2 separate regions of the Homo sapiens genome follow, and region 2 is linked to region 1. A link is a contact called in ENCODE Hi-C data. All regions are on one chromosome and are shown on one strand. The core of a region is the stretch at or near the end of the contact, and the rest is flanking DNA. Distances in the headings are between cores, read along the strand shown. Region 1 overlaps BCAS1 (brain enriched myelin associated protein 1). Region 2 has its middle 22 kb from the start of BCAS1-AS1.

The links. A loop is a pair of places that touch in the nucleus more often than their neighbours do. Pooled maps may share reads with other maps.
Region 2: a loop to region 1 is called in a map with no recorded cell type, with 10 times the contacts of the local background. The contact joins two enhancer-like sites. A Hi-C loop is called at or near these places in 3 of 37 single-sample maps with no recorded cell type and 4 of 50 pooled maps.

What each region holds. Positions count from the first base shown.
Region 1 is chr20:54,016,216-54,019,613 of GRCh38, reverse strand. All of the region lies in intron 4 of BCAS1 (brain enriched myelin associated protein 1), which reads left to right. Among named protein-coding and RNA genes, the nearest start is that of MIR4756, 51 kb to the left of the region's middle. Within about 2 kb of position 1,598, at least 3 of the 41 ENCODE cell types and tissues checked have a DNase peak (open chromatin) inside an H3K27ac peak, as active enhancers do.
Region 2 is chr20:53,892,267-53,895,664 of GRCh38, reverse strand. No RefSeq gene overlaps it. Among named protein-coding and RNA genes, the nearest start is that of BCAS1-AS1, 22 kb to the left of the region's middle. Within about 2 kb of position 1,829, at least 7 of the 41 ENCODE cell types and tissues checked have a DNase peak (open chromatin) inside an H3K27ac peak, as active enhancers do.

The DNA.
Region 1 (3,398 bases), core at 349-2,848:
CCGCTGACTCAAATGTTAATCTCCTCTGGCAACACCCTCATAGACACACCCAGAAACAATACTTTACCAGCCATCTAGGCATCCTTCAATCCAATCAAGTTGACACCTAATGTTAACCAGCGTGATAGTACTTTCCAAGTTGGTCTGTGGAACGTTAGTCCAATAAGATGGGCCTAGAAATAGGGCTCTGCTATGGAATAGTTTCAGAAAATCTATTTGCTTTATAGTCTCTACTGAAGATTCACAATGGACATCCACCTACTAAAGGCTCTGAGAAGTCCTGCAGCAAGCACGCCTGTTTCACTTTGTTTAACCAAGTGTTTCTCAAACTTAATCATCCATGTAGCTGTTGGGCCTCTAACAAGGTAGCTCAATTTTCCAAGGAATGGTTCTTCTAGAGAACGTTGAGCTAGGCATTTAGACCAGAAGTTGTATGATGTTGGCTGTGGGTTTGAAGAAGTAAAATAAAATAAAAAACATAAACCAGAAGTTGAAAACTAGCCATCTGTAGAAGGCCTCTAGCCAGAGATGCATCTTACTTGGCCTACATAGTGTTTTAAATAATATTTTAATTAATTAATTATATTTTTGAATTAACAAAGTTGATGATATTTTAAAGCAATAATATGTCAATACAATTCTATATTTCAGACTTCCCCATAATGGGTAGTTTTGCCCTATATTTCCAGACAGAATGTGAGTTGTGACTGTCCCTTAAGATGGGGCACCCACTCTCCAGTTCACCAAATGATTCCCAGCAGCGCAGCCATGTAGGTTGTCCTTCGTCATAACACTTGCATTGGTATTTTTCTTGGGTACAGTTGAGAATCAAGTAAATACACCCATCATGGACCACTTTACTTCCTTCATCCTTCATAGCACTTATCAGAATTTGAAGCTACTTAGATGACCATCTGTCATTCCAGCCTGAGAGTCAATCAGGCAGCCAGTGTTAAGCAATATATAAAAGGGGTGGGAGGCTGGGCGCGGTGGCTCACGCCTGTAATCCCAGCACTTTGGGAGGCCGAGGCAAGTGGATCACGAGGTCAGGAGATCGAGACCATCCTGGCTAACACAATGAAACCCCGTCTCTACTAAAAATACAAAAAATTAGCCAGGCGTGGTGGCGGGCGCCTGTAGTCCCAGCCACTCGGGAGGCTGAGGCAGGAGAATGACAGAGCGAGACTCTGTCTCGAAAAAAAAAAAAAAAAAGTAAGTGGATACTTTCATTTATTCATGCAACAAATATGAGTATTTCCTTTGTGCCAGGAATGATTTTAGATTCCCCAGCAGGTAGAACAGTGTACTTCATGGGAGCTTTCCTTCTAGTGGAGAGACCAACAATTTAAAAAAGAAAGAGAATTAACAAGCAAACACTTCCAGAGTTTAGAAAGAGCTCTGAGTGAAATAAACAGAGTTTTGAGATAGAAAGTAGACAGGAGAGTGAAAATCACAACTGGGTGAGGAACAGAAACAGAGAAGTGTTTAAACAGTCAGTGAATAGCATGTGACTTTTTCTTTCTTTCTTTGCACGGGCCAAACAATTCTTAGAAAGTCTGCAACCTAATTCTGGCAGCATTCAAAACTGTTTTCTCGCTTTGGGGAAGTGTTTGTTAAATAGATGACGAATGTGTTCTAGGCTGTGGATTATTAGTTTTTTGTATTTAAAGGCAGGTTTTCTGGTGTGGTTTTTGTTTGTTTTTTGTTTTTGTTTGTTTGTTTTCCGTAACATTGGGTATTTTTCCTTTAGTAAATGTGAAATGCTGTCACCAGTCTGGAAGGTTGTGCTTGTTAGGAACTAATCATGGAACAGAAGAATCTTCCACAAATCCCTTTTGCCCAGTGTGGCTTACCCTGGGAATCACTCTTCACTCACTCTGCCTGCAGCAGTATTTTTCCATTTTAAATCACACATATTGGCCGGGCGTGGTGGCTCACACCTATAATTTCAGCAGTTTGGGAGGCTGAGGCAGGAGGATCACTTGAGACCAGGAGTTCAAGACCAGCCTGGCCAACATGGTGAAACTCCATCTCCACTAAAAATACAAAAATTAGCCAAGCATGGTGGTGCACGCCTATAATCTCAGCTACTCAGGAAGCTGAGGCATGAGAATCGCTTGAACCTGGGAGATGGAGATTGCAGTGAGCCGAGATCGCACCACTGCACTCCAGCCTGGGCAACAGAGCGAGACTCCACCTCAAAAAAAAAAAAAAGAAAAGAAAAAAAATCACACATAAGGGAACTATACTTAAGAGTGTGCCAACTCATGTGTCCTTAGGACTATCCCCAAAGCAAAGCCTGCTGCCAAAAGGGAAACAAGAGAAGAACATTTTATTGCTTAATTCTCTACCCACATTTTACTTGCCATTGGAACTCAAGTTGACAAATTCACTTACCCCTCAAGCAGAGGAGTTGCTGAGGGAGAAAAGAGAAAATGTACACTAGCTTTATATGGGAAGCAAGTGTGCGTTGCTTTCTTAGATAGATTTCTTTCCCCCCTCCCCCTATGTGAACAACAGACAATGCTTTATTTAATCTTACAAATGTAACATCTCCACATCAGTTAATAACTATGGATTAATGATGATGTACCATGCTAAGGCCCTGGGCTAGACTTCTGCTACCCCCGTGTGAGATGAGCCTTAAGTATCCTGAGGTTATGTCCACAGGGTAGTAAAACAGGTAGTGATGTTGTGATTTACAGTAGAGAGTATCACACTGGATAATTGGTCCAACCCGGCTTGGTTCAATTAGTATAAGCAGCTGAAATTAACATTGCCTCTCTCTTCCCCAAAAGAGGAAGAAAAATGGCTAAGTGGAACATTTTTATATCTGTGTTATCCAGACTCAATTTCCATCTCAGAAAAGATGCCAGAGGACAATGGAAATCTAGATTTCTTGGTTTTATATTTTCATGTTATTTTATTTCCCTCTGAAGTCTTAGATAATTTCTTAATCAACTACCTGGACCACTAAGAAGCTTGTTTCCACCGTGGCGCTTTGGCAGTATGCAATTTTAAAGTCTTCAAACACACATGCTTTCTGAATGAGCAAATCTGCATTTAAGAATTTATTGATTGATAGGTCAGGAGGGTGACTATAGTTTACTGTACATTTCAAACTAGCTAGAATAGAATAAGTCGAATGTTTTTAGCATGAAGAGAAGACAAATATTTGAAGTGATGAATATCCCAAGTACACGAATTTGATCTTTACAAATTACATGAATGTATTAAATTATCACACGTACCCCAAAATTATGTACATCTATTATGCATCAATAAAAAATGTTTAAAAATAATGTATTGAGAACATGATCAATATTTTATGCATGGGGCTTTAAAAAATTTCCAGTATTGTCTGTAAGAAAAAAAGCTGAAATGATCCAATAGGTCTT
Region 2 (3,398 bases), core at 580-3,079, 120 kb after region 1:
AGCACCTTCCTGCCACAAAGTTAATTCCTTAGAAGGCTCACGTCATCTGAATTCCATCTTATAATAAAAAAGAAATCAAGCAAGGTAGGGCCAGGCAGGGGCTAAATAAGAGCCTGAGGCAGACAGATAAGTCTTCAGTTGCAGAGTTGAAACTGTCACCGGTGATGATATAAACAGTTGTACCATCTGTGTGATGCCTTTATCAGGTTGGGGGACAGGCTCTGGAACCAGACCCCTTAGGTTCCAATTCAGGTTCAGCACTTACTGGATGCAAGTTAATTAAAGGTTCTGTACCTCAACATCCTTATTTGTAAAATGGGAATAATACTAAGACTTCCATTATACGTCTATGATGAGGATGAGATGAGTTGATACAGAAAAAGTACTTCCAGGAGTCTCTGGCCCACGGCAAGCACCAGTAAGTAGCCTCTCCTCTTTATCCCCAGTGCATCTTCTTCATCGTTAGTTAATTCGGCTGCTCTCAGCCCCCATGAAGTGGCTAGCACAGAGAGGCAGGACTGCAGGATGTCAAGGCTTCATGTTCAGATGGTCTTGGGTTCGCACTCCTTGCAGTGACAAGCTGTGTGACAGAACAAAACTACCTCTTTGTGCCTCGGTGGCCTCATAGATACCACCTCAATAATACCACATCATTATGGAAACTTTATGAAGGCTATATTAACGAATGGGTGCAAAATGCTCAGCTCAGTCATTTCTCAATAATAATGACTCTTTTTATAAACATCCTCACTCTTTTTTTTTTTTTTTTTTTTGAGACAGGGTCTTGCTCTGTTGCCGAGGCTGGAGTGCAGTGGTGTGGTCACAGCTCACTGCAGTCTCAACTTCCTGGGCTCAAGTGATCTTCCTGCCTCAGCCTCCTCAATAGCTAAGACTACAGGCACACACCACCATGCCTGGCTAAATTTTTTGTAGAGATGGAGATCTTGATTTGTTGCCCAGGCTGATCTCAAACTCCTGGCCTCAAGAGATTCTCCCGCCTTGGCTTCCCAAAGTGCTGAGATTACAGGTGTGAGACACTGTGCACAGTGAAACAGCCCCATTCTAATGATGAGAAACTGAGAAGCAAAAAGGTTAAGGATTAAGAACCTAAAGATGCAGAAATCCAGCCAGCGTGTTGGCTCACGCCTTGTAGTCCCAGCTACTAGGGAGATTGAGGCAGGAAGATAGCTTGAGTGCAGGACATTCAGGCAGCAGTGCGCCATGATGGCACCATTGCACTCCAGCCTGGGTGACAGAGCCAGACCCCATTTCTAAAACAAAAAAAAAATCAAATAACTAAAGATACAGAATTTTCAGCTTTTTCTGCAAGAGTGGTGCACCCTGAAGTATGTTATACCAAACACTGGTGGGATACAGAAGGGTATTCAGAGAGCTATCGGCAACATTATGTATTACTTTTTTTTCTTTTTTTTTTTTTTGTGGTGGAGTCTCGCTCTGTTGCCCAGGCTGGAGTGCAGTGATGCGATCTTGGCTCACTGCAACCTCTGCCTCGTGGGTTCAAGCAATTCTTCTGCTTCAGCCTCCCGAGTAGCTGGGATTACAGACGCACGCCACCACGCCCGGCTAATTTTGGTATTTTTAGTAGAGACGAGGTTTCACCATGTTGGCCAGGCTGATCTCAAACTCCTGACTTCAGGTGATCCGCTCGCCTCGGCCTCCCAAAGTGCTGGGGTTACGGGCATGAGCCACTGCACCTGGCTGTATTACTTTTAATAGTTGTGTATTTTCATGAACACATATATACTTAAGGGTGGAGGGTGGGGTGGGGAGAGGATGGAAAAACTACCTATTCGTACTATACTTATTACCTGGGTGGCAAAATAATCTGTACACCAAAACCCCATGACACACAATTTACCTATATAACAAACCCGCACGTGTACCCCTGAACCTAAAAAAAAAGTTTAAAAAAAGCATTCTTTAAAAAAAAAAACGGTATGTATTTTTTTCACAGTTTCTATCTGTGGCAAGAAAATCAGCCTCCCATTTACCATAGTGACATAAAGTTTCCTTTTTATGTCAGTGTAGTCAATATCCAAATAATGAAAGAAAAATCTTAAGTCAACACTAAACAAGGCAGCAAGAGATATGGCAAAAATCATGAAGTTCATATGTGAGCAGCGGCATGAGAGACACTGTGGTAGACCACATCTGGTGATTCAAATCGCCCAGCAAGATGGTCAAGGGGCCCCTTCAAGGGTTGCAGACAGTGACAGTCTTGTGATTCACTCCCACGTTCTTCATAAGTGAATCTTTCCTTTCTCTGGGTACACATTGACCTATTCCTTCATGAATTTCTTAACCACAAATTAGAACCATGTTATGACCGTCTTGGTCTCCAATTTTTCATCTTTCCTAACTTCCCCCTTGATGTCATTAACTGGTGTGTGTGTGTGTGTGTGTGTGTGTGTGTGTGTGTGTGTAAAAGACAGAGAAAGAAAGGCTGAGGGAGAGAGGGAGAGATGCTTGTGAACAAAGACCATACATGCCTCTCTTGTTCACACCACCTGCTTCAATAATGGACATGTGGGAGTGGCTTAATAGTGATCGTTTACCGTGTGCTATGCATGCATGATTGTTTCTAATCCACCCAGCACTTGGCAAGGCAGATAGTATCACACTACGATTTTTACAAATGAGGAGGAACTTGAGGCTTACAGGGGTGAGGTGGACCCAAGTGGAAGCAGCTAATGTGACAATATTAGAAGTTGAACCTGGGTAGCCTAAACTTAGAGCCTAGATCTAAACCCTTACCCCATTGTCACCCACTTTAAAAGATGCCAGGGAGAGGAGGGGAGGGGAGGGGAAGGGAGAGGGGAGGGGAAGGGAGGGGGAGGAGAAGGGAGGGGAAGGGAGGGGGAGGAGAAGGGAGGGGAAGGGAGGGGAGGGGAGGGGAGGGGAGGGGAGGGAAAGAGAAGGGGAAAGGGAAAGGGGAGATAGAGGCAACAATATTATTTTTATTTTTTATTTTTTTGAGACAGAGTCTTGCCCTGTCACCCAGGCTGGAGTGCAGTGGCACAATCACAGCTCACTGCAACCTCTGCCTCCTGGGTTCAAGTGATTCTCCTGCCTCAGCCTCCCAAGTAGCTGGGATTACAGGTACCCACCACCATACCCAGCTAATTTTTGTATTTTTAGTAGAGATGAGATTTCACCATGTTGGCCAGGCTGGTCTTGAACTACTGACCTTAGGTGATCTGCCCACCTCAGCCTGCCAAAGTGCTGGGATTACAGGCATGAGCCACTGCGCCAGGCCAATAATATTGTTTTTAAGCTACCTAACTAAACTTCCATGTCTTGGGTTCTCTTTTGCACTAAGCATTGGACAGACATCATCTCTATTCCTCATCTAAAATCTCTGCTCAGAGGAAGCTTGA